Regions from separate parts of the Mus musculus genome. Here regions 1, 3, 4, 5, 6 and 7 are each linked to region 2. Evidence: chromatin loops called from intact Hi-C (ENCODE). Cell type or tissue: heart. All regions are shown on one strand. Region 1 holds the start of Parpbp (PARP1 binding protein). Region 2 overlaps Igf1os (a long non-coding RNA gene). Region 3 overlaps Gm30233 (a long non-coding RNA gene). Region 4 has its middle 110 kb from the start of Igf1os. Region 5 has its middle 75 kb from the start of Pah. Region 6 has its middle 33 kb from the start of Gm51779. Region 7 overlaps Parpbp (PARP1 binding protein).

Region 1 (4,000 bases), 290 kb before region 2:
AGAATGATGTGGGGAAATCTGAAGTGTATCTAATACATAGAAATACATGTGTGCTCAGTTATGTTGGACTTTATCAGAATACACCTCTACGAATCATTGGTGAAAGAAGACCTTCATTGTTTTTACATCTATCATCTATATAATGTATACACATGTCTCAACAATTAGTAACGGGAATTCCCTGTAGATCTTCAAAAAATTTTTTTTTCTTGTATTAAAAGCAACATACTTTTAAGTTCAGCTTTGGTTTGTACACATTACTGATAAAGTATCTCTACTGTCACTCCGTATAGTTTGTGGACTAACCTGAAACGTACACATGCCAACAACCACATAATTACTGCCGCCATATGCAATCAGGTTTCCTGAATCTCCACTCTCAAAGGGATTAAATTCTACCACGTGCACATAATCTTCGCAATCCACGGTGTACGCAGCATTTCTTGTAGCATCTTGCTTCATCTTGTATCCCAAAGCTGGAGCAGTTGTAAGAATCAAATAGTTGTTTATTGCCTGTCAGGAAACTGTGGATCACAAACAAAATTTACAAAGTGTTTGTCATTCAACAGAAGAATCATAATGGGGCTTGGTATAGCAATGTCAGAGCCAGCTCAAAAGAGAAGTCTGCTTATATTAACACACACATGAATAAATTTAATACAAATAGAGTCCTAAGATTATTAAGCAATAGAGATGCAGCACTATTTGTAGTTGGAAAGTTGTACTGACACTGTCATATGCAAGAGTACCATAAACGCCGGTACTACCAATAGTCCCTTCTTTGCCTATGAAGAAATTTGCCAAGTTCGTCAACAGGTTGAGGATTTAAAAGATTTAGCATGTGTTGGGCCTACATGCTAGAGAAAACACAAATACACACACCTGCCTATCTCAGGACTATGCTACATTATTTGTTCGAATTATATGACCTTTAACATTCTAATTTGACAGACCACCTGAACTATCAAGGGTCCGATGAACTGGAAAGTCCCACCCCTGCCTAAAGACACATGGAGTCCAAGAGCCTTGAAGGATAATATCAGGTAGCAATAGTTATAACCAACCATTACCCATGCAATAAAATAAGGAGATTAAAAAATACAGGCTCTGGAGTAATGTGTGATACTAACGTTATTAACACCTGTCACAATCCTCAACTAATTTGTCTCGAGACAGGTAGTGTGTACTGTAGAAATAGCATTCTCACGTGCAAATTAATTTTTACTTTGTTGTTAATGAAAAGGAGGCACCCTAGGCTAAGAAAGAACACGTAAAATCCTGAGTTATCTGCTGAGTTTTTTCAGATTAAGTCCCATCTCAGAGAGACTGGACACATGTTACGCGGGACCGGCAGGTGAGAAGACCATAGAGCAGAGAGGTATAAGGCATGCAGGGGACTTGAGGTCCGGATTTGATGGCAACCCCTGACCTCCAGGTCTTTAAAGCCCTGGGTCAATATTCCCAGGGTCCCTGGAGTTGTGTCCCCCACGCGTCGCCCGAGAAAACCCACTCCCACCTCGCGAGGTCACAAGGAAGAGCTCTGGAGAACAGGGAAGCGCCCCTGGGGAAGCAGCACAAGCTGGCGATCCCCGGTCACCGCACTCGATACGCACCTAAAGCAGGGGAGGCGACCTGGGCAAGGCTCTCCCGACCATAGGTGGCCAGGGCGTGCGCCCGCTCTGCTTCCGGGTCGGAGGGCGAGCGCGGCGATTGGTTCCCAGGTCGTGCCGCGAGATTTGAAAGGGACGCCGAGGCGATTCAAACCTCTGCCTTCCGGCGTCCTGGCTGCGCTGCTCCTCCCTCCGCTTGCACCCAGCCTGGGTCACTGGACGAGGTGGGTCTGGTCTCTTCTGTGCCCCCGGGTCGCAGTTCCAGTGGGCATTCGGGCTGCTGCTCTGCGAACGCATCTCGGTGACAGCGACGTGCCAGCCAGTGGCGTTGTCTGCGCAGTGGCTTCGCCCCGACTTCACGGTGTCCCGTGGAAAAAAAGACGCTAGGGCTTCGGCAAGACCGAAACCCATCAAAATCTTCTTTTAGTCCGTTAGATCGGGGATCTGGCACACGACGAGTGCAGGCTTCTCAGATTTTCTGTCGTTGCATCCTTCAGAGGGCCATTCCGGACCAGGCAAGAAGAATAACTGTCACCTGTCATCTTTTAATGGAGATTTGCTAAGTGCTGGCAATAAGGAGGTTGGCTATTTCCTTCACTGGTGCCTTATAATTCTGTTAAGTAGTCCCAATTATGGACGTGGAGAAATTTGTGGTAATCACGAGGTACAGCTAATGCAGGGGTGTGGTGGCAGGGATAGTTAGCTAAGTGTGGTGCTCTCTCACTTTACCTTCCAGCGACAACTACCTGTCTCAGATTTTCTGCTCCAGTGCACTTTGAATCCAGTTTAAAAGCAAGAGTTTATTCCCTCTGACACCTTCTGTTTTGTTCATATCCAGCGTCTCATCGAGTCTTCACAACAGGCTGGGAGGTAGAACAGAGGGGGCGGCATAGTCCTGATTGCTTTGTGACCATTCTTATACCTGGGCAGCCAGATCTAAAGTTAGGTAACCCTGGAAAAGCTGGAACTACAGTGGATATTGGCATGCCAGCCCAGATGCCTGTTGGTGAATAGCCAGATCTAGAACTAAACATGGTTTTACATGTTTAAATGGTTGATGGAAAAAAAAAATATTTCAGGCAAACTAATCATATCACCCATAGCTCATGCTTTTGTGTCTTCTTCAATTTTGTTTTTTAAGAGATAAATAGGAGATAACCTAGGTGCTCATCAGAGAATTGTGAGTGAGGCCTGGGGAGGTGGCTCACTGGATAAAGCGCCTGGACAGCTATGAGGACTGGAATCCAAATCCCCAGGGCTAACGGAGACACTGGTGTAGTAGTCTGCTTGCAACCCCAGTGTGCTAGAGGTGTAGACAAGTGATGCCGGGGCAAGTCAACAAGGTGGAGAGCAGTGGAGAAGACACTCAGTGTCAACCTTGGGCCTCCATACACATGTGCTTACATAAAGGCGAACATATACACACAGCAGACTTGTAAAAAGAGACACAGAGAAGACTGGAAGTAGAGAGGGGACTGATTCCATAGCATGGCTGCCTAGAATACAGACACATCTAGGCTTATTTTGAAAGGGTTCTGTATGCATGCAGAAGTTAGGGAAAACTTAGAAATCTTGAATTTATGCTTTTTTGGCTATTTACTAGCTTCGTGTCATTGAACATTATTTTCTTCATGTGTCAAAACCAGACATTTGTAGACTGACATCATCAGGACACAGGAGATGGAACAAAGTAATTAATATTAAATGGAAAGTATTTGGCACTAAGAAGCTTCATTTGTTCGTTGGCTTATTATCAGTTTGCTGTGTAACAAAACATCAAAAACCATAGTCACTGTACAATAGCAACCGAGTATTTGCTTTGAATCTGTGGGTCGGCAGTTTGGGCTGGTTAAGTTATTGATTCCTCTGCTAGCCTTGAGCAGATGACTGGTGCTGCCGGCTCACCTTCCATGTTGATGGGGTCTCCCCAGGATAAGCTGCCTCTTTCATGGCTGTGAGTTGTATCAGTTGGCAGCAGGAATACCTTACTTCTCTTTGCATGCTTTCTTCAGCACCTTACCCGGGCTTGGGAGTTAGGTCTCCCCAGAGGGGTCATTTGCTAGGAGGAGCAGGAAAGTCAACATTGAGGTGTAGCTGCAGGTGGGAACCACTGTAGCAAAAGGATCAAGGTAGTGTTAGTGAAGGGAAAAGGCATGTGAAGTAGATTGAGGGAGACCAAGCCCAGGCTTCTCAATGTCCTCAGAGAGTCATGCTTAGTTCTCCCAGACACAGGCTGTGACAGTCATGGGGAATGTTGTCTATTGAGGAAAGTTATTAGAAACTCTGCCAGAGTTTTTACTGGGGAGTAGACTCATAGGCATGCCCTGTCCAACATGTACCAAAAGAGACCAGAGTCAAGGAAATTAGGTGTTCATCATAAAACACATATG
Region 2 (4,000 bases):
TCTGACTATTGTGCTTTCTGGGCGCTGTGCTGTGCTGTGCAATGCTTTGTGCTGTGCCACGTTATACTGTGCCACTGTACTGGCATGTCCTGCCATATAGTTATGCTGTGCCGTGCTGAGCCGTGATGCTCTGCAGTACACAGCACAGGTGACTGAACCCTCCATTGCTTCATCTCAAGGGCTGCTTTGAGGACTGAACACGTCATCCCATGAGATACTGCACCCCATCAGTGCCAACACAGCGAATCACTTGGGTTTATCACCCCAGTCACCCTTAAAGGATAATTGACTTTTAACTTATGTCCCAGTCGATGTCCCGATCAAAGCAAACTGAATTTCAGTGCACCGTAATTGCCATTAGCTGTGCTGTGGCCACACTCTGAGGTGAACTATCGGTTTCCGTGTGGGGGTGGGGAGCAATTTCCTGAAGTGATTGCCATGAATTTCAAGCTGGGGAGTGGTCTTTATTAGCAGGGAGGGTGAGCTAGCAACGAAGCAGGGGTCAATAATTCCTGGGGAAATGTCCATTTTCTTTGTAGATTCCAGGTGTAAATGTAAAGATGAAGGGGACCTTGAACTATGGGCACTGTGCCTGTTTAGGAGAGAAAGCAAGAGGTACAGCAGGAAGGGTCTGAGGGAGAGCTCAGGCCAGGAAAAATCCCACTGGAGACGAATATCCATGGTCATTCTGAAATTAGAGAATGCTTCTACAGTTGCCTGTCTGGAAAAGGAATCTAACAGATATGGGAACTGTGTGCCACAAAAATAGCTAGCTGCAAAGATGTGCTCATCGTGAGAGCATCCACTCTGGAGACTTGGATCCACAGTTTCACCTTTTGCGTGTGCAATGCCTGTTGGTTATAAATAACTCTCCCCTCGAGCCTTCTACTTGAGCGGTGTATTTGCATAAAGCCACAGCTTCAGAAGACTTCTGACACCTTTCTTTTAAAAAAGAAAGGAAGGAAGAAAGAAAATGAACTTGTTCATTTTCAGAAAGCGAAGGTTGGCTGAGAGTCGCAGAAAACGAGCCATTCCCTGGTTCCCTGGCCTTTCTGCTGGAGCCTTATCCCCAGCTCCTCTGTGTTCCGTAGAGAGGGGTCACCTTCAAAGGTCATGTTGTACTGTTGGGCATATTAATAATATGTCTTTAATGTAGTTGCTAACATTGTTAGTGGTGCGTGTATGTGCGCATGCGCGTGGCGAATATTACAGAGGAGGGAAAGAGAAGACAGGGAGAAAGAAGAAAAAGTAAATAGTAGAACACATCTGAATTGAAAGCAGAAGGATGGATTGTTTAGGGCCAAGAGAGAGCAGGGTGGAGGGGGAGGGGAGAAGAGAAGGTCTGGGTGGAGAGTTGGAGGAAAGGGGCTCTGGCATCCCCAGAGGCCACCAGGCAGAGAATTTGGTAACACTGGTGTCCCTCTTTGTGGGTCAGGTTTTCTGGACTGAGATCCAATGTCTCCACCACATGTGGAGAGCATGCATACATAACATTGATCTTAGAGGAAAGGGATGTATCACAAAACACAATGTGCTAAAGAGAGGAGACCTGCTAGGTTCTTCACAGCTCCTGCCCAGAGCCTCCTTCCTGTTGATCCTAGAAAGCCATATTCTATCTCGGGGAACTGCTGTAACTGCTTGAAGGAACGTCTTTCCCAGGGGGAAAGGGGACGACAAATCCGTTCACTGAAGAAATCGGTGTTTCTTCTCAACATCAAACTTGGATGTGATTTCTGCTAAAATGTCAAAAGGACAAACACTGGAAACAGAAACCAAATTGATGTGGGTTTGTGAGCAAAACAGTCTTAGTGGTGGTAGATGAGGTGTCACCGCAAGGGGCAAGTGTGGGCTGGGAGAGAGAGAGAGAGAGAGAGAGAGAGAGAGAGAGAGAGAGAGAGAGAGAGAGAGAGAGAGAGAGAGAGAGGGAGAGGGAGGGAGGGGGGGAGGGAGAAAGAGAGAGAGAGAGAGGGAGGGAGGGAGGGAGGGAGGGAGGGAGGGAGGGAGAAAGAGAGAGAGAGAGAGAGAGAGAGAGAGAGAGAGAGAGAGAGAGAGAGAGAGAGAGAGAGAGAGAGAGAGAGAGAATTTGAGAGTTCATGGTACTTGTCTAGATTGAAAGTGGGCAAGGATACACCAATTCCAAACCTCGGGCTAGAACCCACCTCGGGGCTCTTTCCTTGGGAATTTAGAAAAGCGCGCCCTCTTGTGGGCATTTGGGAAACTGCCACTTCAATCTTTATTGGGCATGTGTCTGATAGAGTGTGTGTGTTTTGTGTGTGTTTGTGTGTTTGTGTATGTGTGTTTGTGTTGGGGGAGGGTTGAACAGTCCTAGACTCGAGCATAAGCTGTGCATATCTTTAATTAAACATTTTAAAATAAAGATGCATATATTCACCTCACTATCATTTAAAAGGGGAGAGGTGTTCAGGGGGAAAGAAATACCATAAACTTACGCGATGACTTCTTCATGTCTAGTCTCCTGGTATGAGCTTAAAACACAGCGTTAAACGAATCAGAGTACAAAGGATAAATGATAGCAAAAGTAAAATATTTTTTAACAGCATAAAGCCACTGAGTAAAATGGCCAGGTTTCTCATTTTATTAATACAAAAAAAAAAAAAAATGACACGGGGTGTAAGGATCGCTGGATGGAAAAATGATGTATTACATGAAACCTAAATTTAGATGCTCCCGAGTGGAGCTTGATTCAGTCTTGTGTACTCCTCATAGTTTCTGACACCTCGGTTTTCAAAATGTGGGTTAGAACACCTGCAGTCAAAGACTCACTAAATACAGACGTGATTCCATTTTTAACCCTCTTTCTATCCCGAATCTACCAAGAAGAAAGTTTCAATCTGACCCTGGTTGTTTTGAACACCTCCCCCCCATCTTGCTTCTCCCTTTACTAACAAAGGGACAGAAGACCTCAAACCCAAAGTTTTTAGAGGTGGTAGTTTCTAGCCAGAATTCAATAACAAGGTTTTATATTATTAATATTAATGTTTAACATTATTATAATTTACAAGGCTTGTTTTAGGCATCTGATTTTAAGAACTCCTATTTAAGAGAAGGGATGCTGCATTTAGAATAAACACATTATTATTTTCTAGGAACTAATTTATTTTATTTTTAAAGTTAGTATACAAAGTAGTGGGCTTCACTATGGGTTTTCTCTACTAGACATCATTACAATTTGTTCTTATTCGCCTCCCTCTGGCCTCTCTGCCCACATCTGCTCCTCTCTTGGCCTTAAATAGCTTTTTCTTCCACTTTCATGTCACATGCTTTCCATTGGTCTCTTCCCTCTTCTTTCAGATCTTCTCTTCCTCTCCCTTTCTTGTTTCATCACACACACACACACACACACACACACACACACACACAGAGAGAGAGACACACACACTTAAATCCAGAGTCTGCCTATGAGAAAAAAGAAGTATGTATTTTATGCCTTTCTTAATTTGACCTTAAATAATTTGAAATTGAATATTAAGTATACATACCCAAGTCTCAAAAGAACAATATATATGTATGTATATGAATGCTATATACATAGCATTCATAGTTTCATGAAACTATGAATGTTTAATAGTTAGGACAGCACATGGATGAAGTGTGGAAGTGTAGCAGTTGAGTGTCATGCCGCATGACATGTTATTGTGTTGGGAAAGCAAATGCAGTTACAAGACAAATGCTGATAACAAAGGCCACGGATGTTTAAAAAAAATAGCACCCTGTAAATAGGTTAATTACATTCTAGATAGGTTAGATCTCTGTTAGTCTCACTAATGTTTGGAATCAGTCTTTGGAAGGATCTAGAGATGTTTTAACAAGCTGGAATTGAGTTAGGGGTTGAAGCACAAGCTCATTTCCAAGTTGGAACACAACAAGTGCTATTCCAGGCATGGGTAAGGTGAGTTCCAGGGGTTGGGATGATATAGGAGATGAGGCTGTCACCACGGTCACAGTGTCCCTTTCTCCTCTCTCTCCTTGGCAGCTTCCT
Region 3 (4,000 bases), 210 kb before region 2:
TCAATGATATGATTTATGCAAGAAATGAAGAAGTTCTTGATTATTTTTATTTATTGCTGCATTCAGAATAAGGGGAGGGGGAGAGTGCCTCTCTTCTTCCAAAGGTGGCCAGTTCCTCTCTAGATGTCAACAGAAACTTAGGTACTTAAATTTAATTCCTGTTTCATTATGCTGGTATTATCCAACCTAAAGCTCAAATTGCCCCATCTTTGGCACTGGAAGAGACTTCACTTGAGCACAAGCTTCCTTGCCAAGGCATGATTCGGACGCCAATCCGTCCTGTACATTTCTTTTCTCTATTTCATCCTGTACAATCCTGTACATTTCTTGCTCTGGGCTTGGAACCTGCCACTTTTTTCAGAAGTCTTGAAGTGAAAATTGAAATTGCAGTGGAACATTTTTGGTTGTTGGGACAAATGCTTATTGAGATGATGATCTTTTCTTTTCTAGGTCTCTGTGGTGGGTAAGAGCATGAAGACTGCTGAGTGAAGCACCTCATGACGTCATTCGGATGCTTCTGGCTGAGAACTCTCCAGGGCACATTCAACCCCTTCCTGAATTTTGTTTTTCCTTTCCCACACCCTGAGAGAAATCCCAATTCTTATCTCTAGAGCTGATATTAAAATGTCTACTAATCACTCATTTTTTTTTCCTTAAATCACAACGTCAAGACATAAACCTACTTCTACTTCGAATGTAGTTACAGAGAAGACTCTGAGAGGTTCTTTTTGTATATGCTTTGTTTCTTGTAGTTGTACGAGAGTTCATAATCTGACCACATAGCCATCTCAAATTACTGGCTTCCCTTGTAATGATCACTTAGACTTCATCTAATATTTTTTTGTTTTTATGTATAGTATAGTATCAGTCTTATTATATCTTAAACATCCATTACTGTCCTTAGTATATTTTGGTTGTATGAAGTAAATTCTCAGCAAGGGCATGCAAGAATATTAATTTATGATCACCTTTGCTGCATTTAAAATGAGCTCACCTTATGTCCTTGAATACCTCAGATGTGACTTTCTCGATTTCTTTTAAAATATTAGATTAAATCCTTTAGCTATGCCTGAAAATGAATCCTTTTTGTTTAGGTGTACTGTGTTATAATTTAATTATTTTGTATTAATTAAGTTACTTACTCTACATCCCTATCTCAGCTTCCCCTCCCTCCTCTCTTCCTATTATACACCCTTATCTGTCATTTTGTTATTCTTTTCTCCCCTCCCAACACTTCCACTCCTCTTTCTCTTCTCCTCAGAAAAGAGGATATCAAACATCCTTTGCATCTCAGGTTGTAGTAACTAGACACATCTTCTGCTGAGGCTAGATAAGGTAGGGGAAAACAATCCAAAGGCAGGGTATATAATCAGAGACATCCCCTGCTCCTGCTTTAGGAGTCCCACATGAAGACCCAGTTACACAATTGTTACATATGGTGCCCAGGGCATAGGTCCATCCCATGCATGATCTCTGATTGGTGGTTAAGTCTTTGTGAGCCCCTTTGTGCTCAGGTTAGTTGATTCTGTAGGTTGGGGTTTTTTTTTTTTTCCCCTGTGGTGTCCTTGACCCCTCTGGGTCTTTCAGTCCTTCCTCGGGATTCCCCAAGCTCTACCTATTTTTGTCTGCGGGTATCTCCATTTGTTTCTATCAGTTGCTAGGTGACACCTCTTTAATGACAGATATGTTAGGCTCCTGTCTGCAAGTTATCATTAATAGTGTCAGGGATGGGTTCCCTCTCGTGGCATGGGTCTCAAGTTGGGCCACTCAATGGTTGGCCATTCCTTCATTATCTGCTCCCTCTTTACCCCTGCACATCTTGTAGGCAGGACAAATTGTAGGCCTCAGGTTTTGTGGCTGGATTGGTGTCCCAATCCCTCCATTGGAAGTTTTGCCTGGTTACAGGAGGTGGCTGGTTCAGGCTCCATATCTCCCATTGCTGGAAGTCTTACCTAGGGTCCTGGGAGTCTCCATGGTCCTAGGTTTCTAGCTTGGCCCAGATTTGCTCCCGCTTACCTCCCATCCTGTTCTCTCTCTCCATCCTTCCCCAACCTCGTCCTTCCTGTTTCCACTCCTGAATCTCACTGAGAAGGTGCAATAGATTCGACATAGAGGGTAGATGGAGGGAGTGGAAAATAAATCTCAAATTAAAGAATAACACAAGAAAAATTATATTTCAGAAACCAATATAATAGTTTGCATTGAAATACTCCCACTATTGTCAGGTGAACACCAGTATGGCAATTGTTATCCATGATCATTGTATCAGAAATTGCAACAAATTCATTAGTAAGAAGCATGTGGTGGCACATGCCCATAATCCCTGCACTTGGGAGGTAGAAGCTGGAAGATCAGGTGTTCAAGGAATTCCTCGGTTGTATCATAAGGTCAGGGCCAGCGTGAGCTACATGAGACAGTACCAGAACCAAAAATAACAGTCAATAATGTAGAGACTCATAACTGTTTAAAGTAGAATAGCTGACTATTGGGTGCTCAGCCCTAAACAGGATATGTGCATCCACCCCTTCAAGGCCCAGGGAATATAGTGGAAGAGGATGGAAGGAATGAAAGAGCTGGAGGATGGGGACCAGTGCTGAAGGATGCTGTCTTCTGCATATGACTTGACCACTGTACTCTTGTGCAGTTGTGCCTACCTGCCGGAGCTCTGTACAAGGTGGACCCATCTAGATTCCATCCTGGATGAGGAGAGGATCGTGAAGCTGCACCCCTCCCTTAGGAGTTATTTGCAGTTAGTCCTTGCTGAGGGGATGCAGAGGGAGAGTATGTCTTTTTGGCAGTGTAGCCGCTGGTAAGTTGCCTATGCTCCATTAAATAATCCATCATCCATGCTCATGGAAGGAACCCTAGTTCAAGTCAGTAGGTCGCACATAAAACACACACACACACACACACACACACACACACACACACACACACACACACAAGAGTGGACTTATCAGGAATGAGAAAGGAAAAAGAGAGGTGTGACTGATGGGTGAATCTGTGCAATCAAAATATATTTATATATGTGTGAGACTATCAAACACTAACAGAGAAAATATAAAACATTTAGAAAGGGCCACAGTTGTCATTTGTACTGATATCATTGTTAGAACTCTGCAAGGGAAAAATAATTCTGAGTAGGGCATTATTAGTAACTAGGAAAACTTCCTTGTTTTTGTGATTGTGTGTGATATACATTTATATGTGTATGTCTACGTATGAGCGATATATATGGTCTTGGCGCATGCTTTTAGCCCCAGCACTTGGGAGGTAGAGGAAGGCAGATCTCTTTGAGTTCAGGGCCAGATTGGTCTACATGGTGAGTTCCAGGACAAACAGGGCTACAGAGATCCTGTCTTAGAAAAACAAAACAAGACAACAACAGTAAATAATAGTAATAATGAATGTATGTACTTGAAGCAATACAATTCTTTGAGTACAGACCTTTGAACTGCTTGGAGAAGGTACATTATAAAAATGAGATATTGTAATTATTTGTGGCACAGACAATAGCATCAACAGTCAAATTAAGGAACAGAGTTTCCAGCACATTTTAGCAACCTTTGGAAGTCAGTATTTCTAGACATTTCTCACGTCACCAGGAAAGTTTTTGTTTTTTGTCTCTCTCTCTCTTTTTCTCAGTAGAGTATGATAATGTACTTAGCTCTGAGCTTCTTATTTTCTAACAATTTGCATCACATTCATCTATGTTGGAAAAATGGAAATAAAAAAATTGAGTCAGCTAAAAAAAAGAAATAAGCTTATATTTAATTTCTATATGTGTGATTATTTAAAGTTGTATACTTAGCAATACTATTTCTCAAGGTAGCATTTGGAGTAAATGTATTTTCTTTATGATCATCTGTATCCTGAACTTTTTAAGATTAAATTCTATTATATAAAAATATGAGCTAAAATTACCTCTGCTACTTTAGTTTTATTAGAATCACAAGAAGCTTGTTTTGTTGTGGAAACGGCTGTTTCAGGTTGATTTGTA
Region 4 (4,000 bases), 120 kb before region 2:
TTCTATCTTTCTAGAAGTTAATAGGAAAACCCCAGCATGCCCATGTGGTTTTGTTTTTTTTACTTCCCAAAAAAACAACCTCCAGGATTCTGAACAAACATACAACTGTATGAGAAGGGTGATGGTGACAACTAGGTATATACAAATTATCCAAAAATGTCTAATAAATGGGAAAGAGCTTGTGTGAAAAGAACTGTCATACCCGAGAAGTCACTTCTCACATCTTCTTCTCATGGGTAGAACAACTCTGACAAAGTTCATTGTGTATATGAGTGCATTCAGAAGTCAGAGGACAATCTTGGGTGTCTCTCCTCAGTTGCTATATACCTTGTTCTGTGAAACAGTGTCCATCCCTGACTTATAACTCTCCAGGTAGATGAGGCTGACTGGCCAGTGGGGTCCTGGGCTCTGCTCTATCTGCCTTCCCAGATGGGATACAAGAGTTGAATATCACCACACCTGGTTTTTCTATGTGGGCTACAAGGATTCAGTCTGAGGTCCTTGGGTCTGCATGGCAAGCTCTCTGCCAACGGAGCCATCTCTCCAGCCCATTTATTATTAATTTTTTCATCGTAGTTGTACAGTATGTCATGTGTCTAGGGATGAGTATTACAGCCAGAAAGGCTTCTGGAATTCAATGGTCTTTGGCAGTTGCGGCGATGGATGTGTTTTTCATATAAAGATTAATTGGAGTCTGAAATGTTTAAGGAAGCTAACAATTATTGAGTGCTTGTTTTGTATCCAGGAACTATGCTATGAGTATCTGCATATATTATGTCATGGAGTCTTCATTTCCCACTTCTTAGTTGAATATTGATTTTATTAGTATGGTATAAAATGTTGCCTGTGTAGTTTATACTTGAAGCAAAGTCTCTTTAGTAGCTCTTAAGGAACCATTGCCATAAATTAGTAGGATTTGTTCTCAAAGCAAACAAACAAGAGCATATGGTAGAGTTAGAGGAGTGAGAGGACTCACAAGGCAACCTCATGAACTTGGAACTAAGCAATCACTAGAGTTATTCATCTGTATTTCTAGACTTCTTACTTATCCAGGGTCCTTATGATAAATAGCACATTAGTAGCCTGGTAATTCCATATACCCCCCACAGCTCACAAAGTGTGGGCATGCTGCTTGCTTTGACTAATAAATATGAGCAGATTTGTTGACAGCAGTCAACAATTCAGGCAGAAGCTTCTAGTGCTATTACCTGTTGGCCACGAGCAACATCCCAGAGGATGGTAGCTCTGTCAGTCTGAGTTGTAAGTGGCGATAGTGAAGTCAAACTCATCAACAACACAATATACCAGGAGTCAAAAATAAACCTCGTTCTAAACCTCCCATGCTTTGGTAAAGGTTTGTAAACGTAGCAGCACCCAGATTAGTCTGACTAATAGAAGTACCACCCATATAGGAAAATGGAAACAAAACGTCTTCACTAAATGCAGCCCCTCTCTGGTCTTAGAAGTTTAGTCTGCAGGTTGAATTGGTCACCCTTTCTATTTGTACATGGTTCTGCTACTTTCTGCTTGTAAAAACTTGATGATTTAGCCTGAGTTCTTCATCTGGAAGACAGGTTAAGCATAACACCTTACAAAGCCTCACTTACAGGTGAGTTAAAATAATGTACTGAGGTATTTAGCACAGATGGCTCACTTAGAAATGGTTCTGCAATGACCCCTAACTTCTTCCTGTTTAGCAGTCTAATTACTGACTTACAGGAGTGTTTTTGTTTGGAAGTTGGGGGAAGAGAAAAAAAAAAACTCAGGCAGGGAGAGAGAAAAGCTTAGGGGGGATACAACATACCATCAGGGATAAAGAGAAAGTCCTGAGGACCAAAGGTTAGCGAGGAGCCCAGTTTGTTCAGTGACAGACAGGAAAAAGAATGTCCTTTAAAAGGGCCTAGGTTCTAGGCTGGAAAGAGGAAAGGGGCAACAGATAAGAACCCCACCTCTCCAGTGACCCAGTTAGCAAGACCTGTTCCAACTGCCTTTATCCCTTCCTCATGTGTTTCTAAGATAATAGTTTAACTTGAGATCAGAAAGCAGAGATGGAACTTTCTAAACGGAGAGGGGCCCAAAGAGTCACTAAGTCAGCTGATGCCAGGGACCATCCGCAGACAGATTTGAGTCTTCAGCGACAGGCCTAGCTAGGAGGGCACGGCTCCATCCTTCAGTAATAAACCTTTTCTTTTATAGAATTTATGGCCGTGTGTTCTGAAAAGTTTACCAGCAGGTGGCATTCCTGGTCAACTCTGGAAATTGAGACCCTAAGACTCCCTGTTAGCGGGTAAAGGGCCTAGTCCAGAGCTGGTGTCTACTTTGCTAGAGGGTGAATTCAAGTGGGAATCAGGATAGGAGAACAGGCAGGAGAGGTATCCTGTGCTGGAGAATTGAGTGGGAAGGAGAGCCAGTCACTAGAGGAGGCTGGGGATCTGGCTAAGTGTGTAGCTTTCACATAAAGATGATGCATTGTTTGTCTCAGCCTTTCCATTGTTTGGGACTAGGGAAGTCACTGATAATCCAAAGATAGTACTCATAGAATTTGGGAAAAACAATGGTAGATAGACTCTGGTTTCTTGCCTTATAATCTTTATGTATGCCTATTGATTCAGTCCTGACTCAACTGTAAGGGACTCTGATACTTGTGATTTGGATCACTAGATACCAAGAATTCCTCCTTTGGCCTTCTCCCCTTCCTCCTGGAGAAAACTTAACACATATTTTCTTCTGGGAAAGGCTTGGATACTGTTGCCTCTCAGATCTCATTCTTTATTCAATAGCAAAGAGTGCATCTTTCTGAAGTTTCCCTGTTTTAACTCTGTCTTCCTCTACTATAAGTTGGGGTACTAGGCTCCACCTTATTTAGGGGTGCCATGACTTGCTGACACAGTGTATTTTAAGTTCCAAGACAACATCTGGCATATGCCACCCTCCAATAAAAGGTTCCTTTTCCTTCAGCAAGCTGGGTGGTTCATATTTCACTATTGCCACAGTAATCCTGGGGGTTCTTGCTCCAGAAGGAAGGAAGGAAGGAAGGAAGGAAGGAAGGAAGGAAGGAAGGAAGGAAGGAAGGAAGGAAGGAAGTTTCGTGTGAGGTTATCAAAGAATTTGCCAAAAAGAAATAACTTTTTTCTGACTTTGCCAAACTGGCATGTTCAACAGACTGTCCTGTTCATTGTTTATGAGTACCATCTCCCATCTTCCAGCTTCTGAACGATCCTTTGAACTCTGGCTCTTTCAGAGTCAAGCCTCTAAACCCTCCATTGATCCTACATAGGGATGGCTAAAAGAATTTGTGAAAATGAGCCCAATACACATATGTCCTATGCTAGTTGTATTTTTTGCAAGTCAAATAGAAAGATACAAATCTTAGCCTAGGCTTGGGAAGATATCAGACAGGGTGCACTTCTTATTTGTAGGTCCTCAGGACTTGCAAGTCCTGACAGGGCACACTGGGGTGCCGCTCTGACATCCTACCACATCATATTTAGAGCCCAGTGTGGTCACCACAAGGTTGAAACAGCATCCACTTCAGATTCAACCCTAGGCTATAAAATAATCAGCAGGCACTGAACATGAATTGGTGATTCATTTTCTAGCCTCGAGGACTGGGAAAGGCTGAGTACCTCCGACTTTTTCACAGCCTTCCCAGCCTCCAGAACTGGTTTTAAAGACGTTTGCGAACCAGAGGGTCAAACTCAACATACTTCATGGTGTGGGCTCTTGTATCTCCTGGTCCCTTTGAAAAGTTCATGTCATCAGTACTACAGGGAATCCTATGTCTCAGGTTTTCTTGCCAATTGGTTTTCAGGTGGCTTTCTTTTTTTCCTTTTTTTTTTTTTTTTCTTTTTGGTTTTTTCGAGACAGGGTTTCTCTGCATAGCCCTGGCTGTCCTGGAACTCACTTTGTAGACCAGGCTGGCCTCGAACTCAGAAATCCGCCTGTCTCTGCCTCCCAAGTGCTGGGATCAAAGGCGTGCGTCATCACACCCAGCATTCAG
Region 5 (4,000 bases), 260 kb after region 2:
GTGGCATGTATCTTTAGTTCCAGCACTCAGGAAGCAGAGACAAGCAGACCTTTGTGAGTTTTAGGCCAGCCTGGTCTACAGAGAAAGTTCCAGGAAGCTAGGGCCTCACAGAGAAACCCTGTATTGAAAAACAAGAAAGAGAGAAAGAGAGGAAGAGAGGAAGAGAGGAAGAGTGAGGGGGGTGAGGGAAGGAGGAAGGGAGGGAGAGGTAGAGGAGGGAGGGAGGGAGGAAAGAAAGAAAGAAGGGAGGAAGGAAGATATTTACTATCAAGCTATGTGCAATCTAAATGTAAGAAATGATGTAAAATAATTTAAAGAGGATACTGAGTATATAATTGTAACAGAATATTTATAGAAAAAGAATATCCTTGACTTACCATAGAAATGTCTGAAAATTTGAAAACACCAAGCTTGGTACCCAGAGGTCTGACATGCCATACCTATAAAGACCTGTGTGTCACATGTTTGCCACGCTTCCTCTAATTCTGATACTCCAACATCGGTTTGACTCTAGGTCTTATTTTGGAATTTATGAAAGGAAGCAAACATAAACAAATGTCTCCAGGATTCTGTATTTAGCTGCCTACTGAGCTATTCTCTGCTTTCCTAGTCTTACCTCTTTTCTACACCCTCTTCCCCAAGATTTGTCATTTTAATTGGCATGTGAATAACTGGTTTGGTATCATTTGCTTTGAGAACAGAGATGAACATGACAAGTGAGTCCCCAGCAAATCATGTGCTCAAGTGTTTTCTATTCAATTAGATAACAGACCTGAGGGCTAATATCTGTAGCTAATATTCGGAGGATGAGGGACAGAGAAGGATGAAGTTGCAGAAGCAATTTTTGTAGTGCAGTTCTTTCGAGCATCAATGCTGTAAGGCAATCAGAACGATCAAGGAGTTCCCAAGCAAGCACATCTAGGCAGTGCTCTCAGATCTCCCTCTTGGAGTCTCCTTTACCATATGGTGTGTGGTTACAGTGTTACAAACACAAGTCCCGAGGCTAGATGGTTTCTATTTGAAACTCAGTCATTGCTTCTAAGTCTTGTGCCTCTGTTTCTTCATTTGTAGAACAGGACAGAATACTGGTTGTTCCCTTGGGTGTTACCATGGAGATGTGATAGGTCCCCTGCAGGGGAAGCACAAGGCATGCTGGGGATTTTCCATCATCAAATTTATCTTCCAACGGACTCATAAAACATCAAAGGCACACACGTTGGTGGAACACCGTGTGGTGTTGCTGTGCCTGTTTCGTCATGAAATATTCAAATCAGGTTAAACACGTGCCCTCAAGCAATCATGCCTTTATGGTGAAAACATACAAATTCTATCTACTTTTTTACCATGACAGAATATTAAGTGTTCTGGAAAGTCCTGCTTAGCCTGATTAACCCTCAGCTTCTCAACCTCATCTGACTTTAGGGTTGTCTTTTTCATGCGCAGTTCTTTGGAATACTTTTGTAATTTGGGAAACAGATTGTGTTTGAAAGCCAGGGGCTCAAAAGGCAGATAGATGGCTTGGTTCCTCTCAGGTCCTTTTCTGTGTAAGGATATGCTGCCCCCAGCTGGACAGAAAACAGGATGACGCTCACAGGTGAAGTGAGAAAGTGAAACAAACTAACAGCCATGATGCTTTCAGTTCTCCTGTCATTTTTAAAAGAACTCGCAAGGTGTTCTTTATTAAAGCACCAGGTATAAAAGCAGACATCGTGGCCAGAGGGTTCAGCCACACTTAAGGCTCTGGTGAAAGTACAGTGCTTCATAGCTGTGGTCCCTGCATAGAAATCTGTGTACAGATGATAAAGGTTTATGGCAGGGGAGCAGTAAGTATTTGCATTTGCAGAATAAATGGCTGGCCAGTGGTCTCTAGACAAAGAGGGACAGAAAGTTCTGGAAACCCAGGGAACTGGTCTGGGCCCGTGTGACTCTCCAAGTACTCTGACTCTGAACCTTTCCTCTGGGAGGGGTTGGCACTCACTGAAGGAGGAATCAGCTCAATGCTAAATAAAATTGTGAAGATGCAGGGATGCTAGACAGCTAGCTAGCAAATTCTGCTAACAGAAACAGCCAGCCTCAGCAAAGCTACACAGATATTTAATGCATTTTTTTTCATTGAAACAACAGTGTGATGAAGTGGAGATGTACCCACTGCTTCTTCCCAAGAACATCTCTGAGAAGATCCCACCTTTCAAACTTCTCCAACCAGCCTTACTTCCTTTTGTTCCTTATGTCCACCTCTTTTTTATATGGCTGCTAAATATGAGCTTTTTTGTTAAGAGAGTTGGGAATACACACACACTAACACTAGAGAGGATAGACTGGGAGAAATCCCGGGCATTGCTTAGGCAGGAAGCTTTGAGCATCAGCTGGTCTTATCTGTTGCCACTGAGGCAATGGAGAACTCTGAAAGAGGACAAAGAGGAGGGGAATGGGGTAGCTGTTCTGTGAACTCTTTCCCTCCTGAGTCCTGGGTCCTCCCTCCAATCCAGATCACTGTTCCTCCAACAGGTCTTTCACTGCAAGGATAGGACATCTCTCCCATTTACATTTCCTTGGACACTATCTATTTAATCTCTTCCATTTACCCTAATTATGCGAGTGCCCCTACTCCTGCTGAGTCCTGATAGATATTAAAGATGTATTCAGAACCCATTGGCTAAATTCTTGACTTCTACGGGTTGTGGTTTTCCCAGCTGAAAGCTTAGGTTCATACTTCATAGCATCATAGCGAGGCTAAAGTGATTGAATATAAAGATCAGTATATTAAACAAATCTCAATAGAACTAAGCAAGTATTTCATCATTTTATCTCTGCAAAGGGATCGTAGGAGTGCCTCTTCTATCCATGCATGGCCACCCAAGGCTAAGTATGAGAGCCAAGACTCAAACAGGCACCAAAGGTTCATGGAGTTCTCTCGTGAAGAAAGTAATTCTCCTTCCAGGGAAAGCTCTGGATCCAAGGCCATCGTCTAAGGGGTCTGCCTATTCTCTGTAACCCAGTGAGCTTCCAAGAGTCAACCCTTCCCTCCTACGCTCTAGATCTGTGTCACATTTAGCAGGACAGGCTGCCTGAGAAGACCCTCTAATGGTCACTGCACTGAGATCTTTATTACTGTTTCCCAGCCTCATATTCAAAATATTCTAGGCCAGAGGTTCTAAACCTATGGGTCATGACCCCTTTTTGGGTTGCACAACCTTTCACAGGGATTGCCTAAGACCATCGGAAAACACAGATTATTTATTTACATTAAAATTTATAACAGTAGACAAATTACAGTTATGATACAATTTGATGGTTGGGGTCACCACAGCATGAGGAACTGTATTGAAGGGTTGCGGCATCAGAAAAGTTGAGAACCACTGATCTAAGCTAGCATAGTTCCTACCATTGCTTCCAGTCCCCACATGATGAAATTAGGGCTCAACTGTATGACTTAGCTGATGTCACACCATCCATAAGTAGAGTCAGATATTCAACTGACATAGCATGATCTCAGCCTCCACCAATCCTTAACACCACTGCCATATTATCTCAAAATCTAGTAAAAAGATAATGGGGAAAAAGCCATATGATATTCATGCCAGGATGGCTATCGGGGTGGAATTGACTAATCAGCAAAACAATTGATCTGAGGGCCTCAGGCATGTGACATGTATTAGAAATGAAGGAGTATCTTATAGACCACAGGGTCTCAACTCTGACAGGATATGGCTATGGCTGCTTTTCTTTCAAACAAAAACAAAAAACAAAGGCAAAAACAAATCAATAACATACCCTAAACCTGGGCATCAAAGAAAGAAATTCTGGATCAATTGTGGGTGGACTCTTGGCATAGAGTTTTAAATCTCCCATGGAGCCCTAATGAGCAGCAGTGATTAACCAGTGGTGTGCCCTCTCCTTACCCCTGAAGGTGCCTTAGTCACATGGCTTCTTGGAATTCTTTAAGGACTGGGATGTTTATCTTGGCATTTGGTTCGAAACTAATTAGATGGCCTTCACA
Region 6 (4,000 bases), 450 kb before region 2:
TCTGTCTCTCAAGGGACTATCAAGTCCTTGAGGGCAGGCGCCATGCCTGAATTATCTCAACAACAACAACAACAACAATAACTGAAGTAAATAAATAGTTACTGAGTTTCCTTTATATGCTAGCCTTGTGCTAGCCATTCTGTGGGTATTACCTTATTAAAGTAGGGGCTCTCACCTTCCCAATGCTGTGATCCTTTAATACAGTTCCTCATGCTGTGGTGACCCTCAACCATAAAATTATCCTCATTGCTACTTTGTAACTGTAATTTTGCTACTGTTACGAAGCATAATGCAAATATGTGATATGCAGGATAGCTGAGATGAAAGGGTTGAGGACTGGAGAGATGGGTCAGTGGTTAAGAGCCCCAACTACTCTCCCAGAGGTCCTGAGTTCAATTCCCAACAACCACATGGTGGCTCACAACCCTGTGTAATGGGATTTGATATGTCTGAAGACAACTACAGTGTACTCATACATATACAATAAATAAATCTTTGGGTCAACAATATGAAGTAACCAGTACCCACCAGAACTGTGTCTCTAGTTGCATATGTAGCAGAGGATGGCCTAGTCGGCCATCAATGGGAGGAGAGGCCCTTGGTCTTTCGAAGATCATATGCCCCAGTACAGGGGAACGCCAGGACCAGGAAGCAATAGTGGGTGGGTAGGGTAACAGGGCTGGGGGAGGGTACAGGGGACTTTCAGGATAGCATTTGAAATGTAAATGAAGAAAATATCTAATAAAAAAAGAGAGGGTTGAGACCCACAGTTTGAGCACTGTGGGATTAAATCCTCAACATATTTTATCAAAGGAGCTGCTATCATCAGTCCCATTGGCCTCTTAAGGGGGATAAACAGCTTGTCCACGAACACAGCCAGCACAGAGCAGAGATCTCATCCATCCAATCTTTGCTCTTCTTGGACCATGTGTTATTTTGCTTGTGTATCCAGTTGATGTTTAATAAGTATTTATTGAACAGAGAATTGCATACAACAAAAGAGGTTTTTTGGTTTTCAGAACAGAGAACTGGGAACAATTCTCCCTGAAGAGGTGGACCAAACTGAACATGAAAAGGGTCTACTTGATTCCCCAACACAGCTGGTTGAAAGTAACGCCATTTTCTGTTCTACAAACAACCATGTTCTATAGCAGCATGAACACTCTTCTCCCTCTCTCCCTCCTCTCCTTCCTCTCCTTCTCCCTCTTTTTTCCTCACCCCCTCTGTGTGTGTGTGTGTGTGTGTGTGTGTGTGTGTGTGTTAGTGATGACCCCCACCTCCAAGGGAACTCTGTCACCTTCCTGGGACTTCATTTACAAACCGGAGTGACAATTTCTTTACACTTCCTTCTGGCAATGGGAGAAATATCATTTCCCCTTGAGAGATATAAACTACACGTCAGACGCTCTGAAGAAGAGCAGAAAAGAACCTTCATATTTAATATTTATTGAATCCTACTTAACCCAGCATTTCCCAACCCCTTTGCCTTACATAATAATGCTCATAACTAATTCCACACTTTGTCTTTTTTATGTGGCTGGGTGCTTTTGAAGAGGCACTTTCCAGTATCCTGTATGCTCAGGAGATAACCACGGGACGTGGCTTCCAGTTGTTCCTCAGGGATCAAAGCTGCAACTATGATTATGAAATCCTGAGATTTGTTAGAAAGGTTTAAAGGTTCGGCAAATTTACAGGTCATGGCTAGTTTCCTGAAATGGACCACAGGGGGCGCTAGTGGACTGTCATAATGACTGCCACACTCCAGACTTGGCAAGGAAGGGCCAGGCTGGAGCTGTGGCAACCAGGGGCACTTGAGCAGATCCTTTCTCAACTGAATGGAAAGCTACTGAGAACTTGCTCCTATCCCTTTTGGATTTCTGTTTCTTCTGGATGGGTGGTGGTGGTGGTGGTGGTGGTGGAAGAAAGGGACAGAATTCAGAAAAGAAATCTTTTGCCCTTATCCTCAGAGATCAGGTGGGGGGTGGAATCCCATAAAGCAAGACTTTTCATCTACATATCAGTGGCTTGTGCTCACTTTGAGCCAGCTGTGGTTGACCATGGAAGGCCTTATTTTTTTCTTTATAAATTCTTTTATTATAAATTAAAAAGGAGGGCGCAGGGTGTGGTATGCACGACTCTAAACCTGGCAGTCAGAAGGCTAAGGCAGGAAGATGGGGAATTCAAGTCTAGCCTGGGCTACATATTGCTATCCATACAGGGGAGAGACAGATGTCTTTAGAATATACATTTGTTTAAATTAAAAAAAACCCTTAATGTTCTATAACTTTGCTGCTTTTAATGATCTGGCAGGCTATAAGGGGCTTTGGTGCAAAATGGACATACATATCTTTTTATCATCTTTGTCATGTGGCACATATTAATGAAGGCAGCCCAACTTAAACACAATTAACTCATGGAGTGACTTTCCCCCTTTTGGGTGCTAGGGACTTAACTCAGGGTCTTGTGTATACAGGCAAAGTCTCTACCACTGAGTTAACATTCAAGTCCTTCGGAAATACTTAGCAGGCTATTGGTTTCTTTCTGTGTATGTCCTGTCTTCCCAACCAATACTCCCTGAATGTAAGGGTTCCATTTAGGAAGACTCCTTCACAAAAGCCTTTTAAAAGCTTGCCCTCAGAAGAAAGTATAAATGGGAATTGGACGGTAGCCCACAGGCAGAGGCAGAGGCTATGTTCCCACAGAGATAGTCTGTACATGGCTGGTTCAGAGAACTTTTGAGTTTAGAGGATTTTCAACATTCAGTTAACAGCATCATTTCTTTGTATATAGAAAGTGACCAAGGCTCTCAAGTGAGGCTGCTCAGTACCAGCCCTTCCAGTGCTCGAGGTTCTGACTCCTGTTCTTAAACAGGGTGCAACCTCCCAGTACTACAATCGACCTAGTCCTGGGTGTTCCAGAGATTCCAGATGTTAATCTTCACCAGCAGCGAGGGGTGTGAAGCATCACATCACACCCACCAGGGCTCCACTACCCTGTGAAACAACTTGTTTGGACAATTTCATCTTTGTCCGAATGGGAGCAGAAGAGGAAGCCGACGCGGAACACCGAGCTCAGTTGAGGATCTCTGACCAGTCACTACCCCGCTCCTCTCGCAGGGATGCTGGGAAGAACTTGGACGTGACAGAGGAGACAGTTTACACTCTTGGAAAGTTACTGGTGCCTTAGAATTCCAGGAAGTGCTGAATCATAGAGTCACAGACTAGGAAAAGCTTCATAAGAAAAAGATGAAATGAGTATCCGCCGAACACCTTCCATAAAGTGGGGTATATTTTACTTCAACCTCAGTCGCTCCGCTCTGGGTGAGGAAACCGAGAACCACAGTGGAGTAGAAACTTGGCCCCAGTTACTGAACCCGTAAGCTCAGATTTGGACTAGGTTGTCAAATGATGGAGTCATTGCTGGGAACTATTATTATATCAAGGGGTCCTATTTTCACTTTCTGGTTCCAACCGCAGGTAACACAGCACACACTTGTGCGCGATGCCCTCGTCTTTCTTCAGAGCCTTCACTAATAGCAAAGTTCTCAAAGTCACTTGTGAATGTCAAGTTCTCCCTAGGATCTAACTGCAGTCCCTTCAGAGGCACTGCCCTCAGGGGACACGGAAAATGGCTGTAACAGTCCCAGCAGCAGCTTCCCTGACTGGGTTCCAAATTGCTTCTGTTAAAAGAATTGCCAATTCAAAACACATGCGCTGTCTTCAAGCTGGGCCCCACCCCAGATGCTAGGCTTGTTTGAGCCCCTTTCAGGCTTAGCCTGGATACCAGTCCCAATCAAGCCTGGGGACCTAGACAGACAGCAATCAAGATGGAGAAAGGCTCCTCTTCCCCTCTCACACTCCAGCCAAGCCTCAGCTGGGTCTGCTTTCTAAAGCATTTTCTAGGACTAACATTTTATGTAAACACACGAAGGGCCTCATCCTGCCAGGGCTTTGCCAGGAATGAGAAAACACCATTTCTTACGTAGAGACTTGCACATTTT
Region 7 (4,000 bases), 260 kb before region 2:
TTGATGTAATGACTCTACTATTACTAGTATTGTCTTCTATTTTCTTTTTCTGAATGTATTTAAAAATCTGGCTTGTTCTTTTTTTTTGACTTCAGTAAGGTTTAGGGAGGAAGCAAGATAAATGCATACATTCAGTCTAATAAATCAGTTAAAATTCTTGTGGACTGTATGGTTGGGAAAATAGACCAAATGGTTAGAAATGCATTTCTTTTATAGGCAACCTTGTATGAGATAATATATTTCTTCAGTTTAGCAGCCATTTATTTAAAGCATTCATGAATAATTACCCCATTTTCTGGGGAAGACACTAAAGAAGTGGGTATCTAAATAATGTCTTCAAGTGGGAGTCTACTTAGACAATTTTGTTTTCTTCTTTTTAAACAGTATGTTAATCTTATAATTCAAAATAGCAAGATTACTAATGACTAGGTGGAAAAGATACAGTGAGAAGGACCTACTTGGCCTGCTTTGTTGGTGCTTGATGAGGATGTCAGGAAAGCATGCCTAGACAAAGGTCGCAATTGAGCTTAATCTAAAGGATAAACTTGCAGTGAGCCAGATGTGGGGAAGCCGCTAGCTGAGTGAACGTTTACTCTATAGTTACGCATTTCATCTTACACTTTTATTCTTTTTCTTGATTTGGACTTTATCCATCGTCTATCAGGATAGTAAGAAAACCTCAGCCAGCTTCTGTTCCCGTTCCTTCTGCATCTTTTTGCTCAGACTCATGAAAAGTGCTCTTCTTTATTTCCCCTTCTCTGTTGGCAGGCTTGACTCATTTCTTCCTGGGCAGCAAGTGTAAGAGTTTGTTGGTTGCCTTCACTGTCAGCACTGGACTGTACCGGCCATTGCAGTCTCTGGCACAGAGTAGAGCACAGTTCCTGTGTACTCTGCAGTGTCTCACACTTCTCTCCTTCCTACCCTTCTGTCAGTGCTCTTCCGGGATCTGGCCTTGGTTACCATCGGGAGGGTTTGACTCCTCATGTTTGGTCACTTGTTCGAGCGTCTTCTCATAGCTCCTGTGGCTCCAGCTACCCAAGTTTAAGTCTTACACATCTCTAAGTCTGCCTTAACTTGACTCTTACTTATTTGTTTGTTTATTTATATTTATTTATTTTTACCATGTTTGCATCTCATGACTCTATCCCTGTAGCTACAGCAGGTCGGGGTTTTGCTGTCCTGTTGAGTCCCATCCTTTTTTCTCTGGGCCTTTTCCCTGTCTGAGTTGCTCATCCTGCCTCCGGTTCTATACTGCGCAGTCCTCTTAGTGCACTGAGGTCAGGCAGACTGATCTTTCTGAATGGTTTTGATAGTTCAGGATTCCATACTAGGCACAGGAGAGACCTCAGGAACTGTGGTCAGCATGTACAGTGTGTATAATCTAACTCCCACCTCTCACTCTGGTTTCCGTCTCCTCTTGGTTCCTTCACCTTACAACTTAAGACATAAAGATAGACTTAATTCTTGTATCAGAGGGTAAGTTTGTGCTTGCCTTATAAAGGAAGCAGTATATGGTCTTTTATTCCAAGGAAGAATGAAGATGTGTAGATAGGATGTGTGTGTGTGGGGGGGTGCAGAGAAGAAAATGCCATTGGACAATCATTGTCCTCTGCCCACTCTTCATGGAGTCATTTTAGCTAAGCTGGCTGCATTTCTGAACTTTGCCAGTAGATGCCACCAGAAAATGCATGCTATACTTTTACCTGAAAAATGCCTTGGAAGCTCCAGTTTATATAAATTAATTAGGTTCTATTGTTAAGAATTTAAAAATGTACTTTTGGCTTACCACACAGCTTTTTAATGAATACCTATGTTATATATTAGGCTAAATATGTGGTTACAGAATATTAATTTGGATGCAAATTACCTGTCTCATGTATTGTTAATTATTGTTTTGTTTGAAAATACTTCAGAAGAGTTTTTATACTACTTAATGCACCTTTAATCATATTCAATTTTAAAAAACTATTAAAGCAAATAGTTATCAAATTCTTGAATACATAATGGCAGAGCCAGACACACTGTATTCAGTAAAATGCCGAGTAATAACGTAGCTGAAATGTTTGTTCTAGTATTACCTAGGATTTCTGCCAGCCACTTTCCTTTTGAACTGTTGTTTTCATTGCCAGTCTCTGTGTGTTTGCTGCCGGGGATTGTAGTGTGGTGGGGTTGGGAGCTACGGTGTAATTCTCTGATCTAATTCTCCTTTGGATGTTTATTTTAAATTAGCAAGAAGGTATGTTTGGGGAATAAGTCATTCTTCCTTTTACTCTCCACTCATGTGCCCTCTATCCCTTGTCTCATTCTGCTCCCTCAAAAACTTTTGGTGATGGTGTAAAGCCAGCAGAGCCCAGAATGCCTTGACGATTGCGTCCAAGACTTCTGTAGCTTCCAGGTTCTAAAAGCAGCAGCGTGAATGAAGCTACTAGATTACCAATCGACACAAGAGAGTCTAATGGCTGCTTTGTTAGGAAATGTATGAATCAGTCACAGTAGCAGTGTTTAGAATGTTTGCTAGTGACCAACATCTTAACCTTGGCAAGTAGTTGAACTATAAGTCTGGCCAATCTTTTCCTAGAAACAGTTCCGGCAATGAATTACACCATTTTGAGAATTCAGCAATTTTGTTCTTATAGAAGGAATGGGGTAAAATAAATGATAACGTTCTTCCTAAGATGTGAAAATTTTTATTTTTATGATTTACAACTAAGACATTCTTTCATCTTTAATTATCCTTTGAATCTCTATCAATTTTTTAATTAGATATTTTCTTTATTTACATTTCAAATGTTATCCCCTTTCCTAGTTTCTCCTCGTAAAATCCCCCCCCCCCCCCCCCCACAATTCACCCACTACTGCTTCCTGGCCCAGGCATTCCCCGATACTGGGGCATAAAACCTTCACAGGACCAAGGACCTCTCCTCCCATTGATGACTGACTAGGCCATCCTCTGCTACATATGCAGCTAGAGTCCCTCTGTGTGTTTTCTTTGATTGGTGGTTTAGTCCCAGGGAGTTCTGGGGTTACTGGTTAGTTCATATTGTTGTTCCTCCTAGGGGGCTGCAAATCCCTTCAGCTCCTTGGGTACTTTCTCTAGCTCCTTTATTGGGGACCCTGTGCTCTGTCTAATGGATGACTGTGAGCATCCACTTCTGTATTAGTCAGGCACTGGCAGAGCCTCTCAGGAGACAGCTATATCAGGCTCCTGTCAGTAAGTTCTTGTTGGCATCTGCAATAGTGTCTGGGTGTGGTGGTTGTTTATGGGATGGATCCCCAGGTGGGGCAGTTTTTGGATGGTCGTTCCTTCAGTCTCTGCTCCGAACTTTGTAACTCTTTCCATGGGTATTTTGTTCCCCCTTCTAAGAAGGATCCAAGTATCCACATTTTGTTCTTCCTTCTTGAGTTTCATGTGTTTTGCTCAAAATTTTTGTTAGTTTATTTGTAGCTTTAACAAACATGTATAATTAATTGACCTAGCTACTTCAATAAAAGGGATACACTTACCACTTGGAAGACCATTTTTAATTTTTCCCAGGCTAGTAACCTCACCCAGCATTACCTTAATTGGCAGAAGTTCTGTGAATTGTAGCTACTGTGCTAAAATTGCCCATTAGTATTTGCATTATTACTTACAGGGCTCCGTAACATGAGGAATCATGTAGGTACAATATGAATAGCATTTCACGACTATAAGAACAAGTCTAGTGTAGTTAGGGGAAAACAAACCAGAACCAGAATTACACAAACATTATTGACAAGACTTCAGAACTTATAACTATAAAACATTTAGTTTAAAATGTTGATACAATACATACAATAGCTATATATGCATATAGTGTATTCTATAGTAGTCATCCTTAATGGCTCTACATTATGATCAACTAATACTAGTTTTTTTCAAAAGGACTGATTGCACATTTATCAATTCTTGTATATTAATAGTTAACCACCACATCATTAACATACATAAACATGCATCATGTAAAGAAAAATAAATTGC

Evidence for each region. Hi-C counts contacts between places; a loop is a spot of excess contacts. Peaks named below come from ENCODE experiments on the same cell type or tissue, not always from the same donor. Only the 100,000 strongest peaks of a DNase experiment are listed, where the experiment ranks them.
Region 1: it touches region 2 in a loop (2.1-fold over the local background); 4 of 42 quality-filtered maps call a loop at or near these places.
Region 3: a loop joins it to region 2, with 2.7 times the contacts of the local background. A loop is called at or near these places in 3 of 42 quality-filtered maps.
Region 4: a loop joins it to region 2, with 7 times the contacts of the local background. A loop is called at or near these places in 14 of 42 quality-filtered maps.
Region 5: it touches region 2 in a loop (4-fold over the local background); 2 of 42 quality-filtered maps call a loop at or near these places.
Region 6: a loop joins it to region 2, with 3 times the contacts of the local background. A loop is called at or near these places in 27 of 42 quality-filtered maps.
Region 7: a loop joins it to region 2, with 13 times the contacts of the local background. A loop is called at or near these places in 11 of 42 quality-filtered maps.

The regions. Positions count from the first base shown.
Region 1 is chr10:88,144,686-88,148,685 of GRCm38, reverse strand. It overlaps Parpbp (PARP1 binding protein), which reads left to right and starts at 1,745. Exons shown (of 11, transcript NM_029249.2): 1 at 1,745-2,190. It overlaps Nup37 (nucleoporin 37), which reads right to left and starts at 1,694. Exons shown (of 10, transcript NM_027191.2): 1 at 1,614-1,694; 2 at 307-524. The coding sequence starts at 462. In heart, a CTCF peak has its summit at 1,718; a DNase peak (open chromatin) is centred at 1,695; H3K4me3 peaks cover 2,487 bases; H3K27ac peaks cover 1,506 bases.
Region 2 is chr10:87,852,811-87,856,810 of GRCm38, reverse strand. All of the region lies in intron 1 of Igf1os (a long non-coding RNA gene), which reads left to right. Among named protein-coding and RNA genes, the nearest start is that of Igf1, 4.2 kb to the left of the region's middle. In heart, a CTCF peak has its summit at 2,219 (motif pointing left); no DNase peak of the experiment used is centred here; H3K27ac peaks cover 1,359 bases.
Region 3 is chr10:88,065,150-88,069,149 of GRCm38, reverse strand. Gm30233 (a long non-coding RNA gene) reads left to right here. Exons shown (of 2, transcript XR_871930.1): 2 at 451-1,077. Among named protein-coding and RNA genes, the nearest start is that of Gm30233, 23 kb to the left of the region's middle. In heart, no CTCF peak of the experiment used is centred here; no DNase peak of the experiment used is centred here.
Region 4 is chr10:87,969,977-87,973,976 of GRCm38, reverse strand. No RefSeq gene overlaps it. Among named protein-coding and RNA genes, the nearest start is that of Igf1os, 110 kb to the right of the region's middle. In heart, a CTCF peak has its summit at 2,219 (motif pointing right); no DNase peak of the experiment used is centred here.
Region 5 is chr10:87,594,438-87,598,437 of GRCm38, reverse strand. No RefSeq gene overlaps it. Among named protein-coding and RNA genes, the nearest start is that of Pah, 75 kb to the right of the region's middle. In heart, a CTCF peak has its summit at 1,572 (motif pointing left); no DNase peak of the experiment used is centred here.
Region 6 is chr10:88,302,245-88,306,244 of GRCm38, reverse strand. It overlaps a transcript of Washc3 not described here. Among named protein-coding and RNA genes, the nearest start is that of Gm51779, 33 kb to the left of the region's middle. In heart, a CTCF peak has its summit at 1,717; DNase peaks (open chromatin) are centred at 1,744 and 3,024.
Region 7 is chr10:88,117,584-88,121,583 of GRCm38, reverse strand. All of the region lies in intron 6 of Parpbp (PARP1 binding protein), which reads left to right. Among named protein-coding and RNA genes, the nearest start is that of Gm6653, 16 kb to the left of the region's middle. In heart, a CTCF peak has its summit at 1,661 (motif pointing right); no DNase peak of the experiment used is centred here.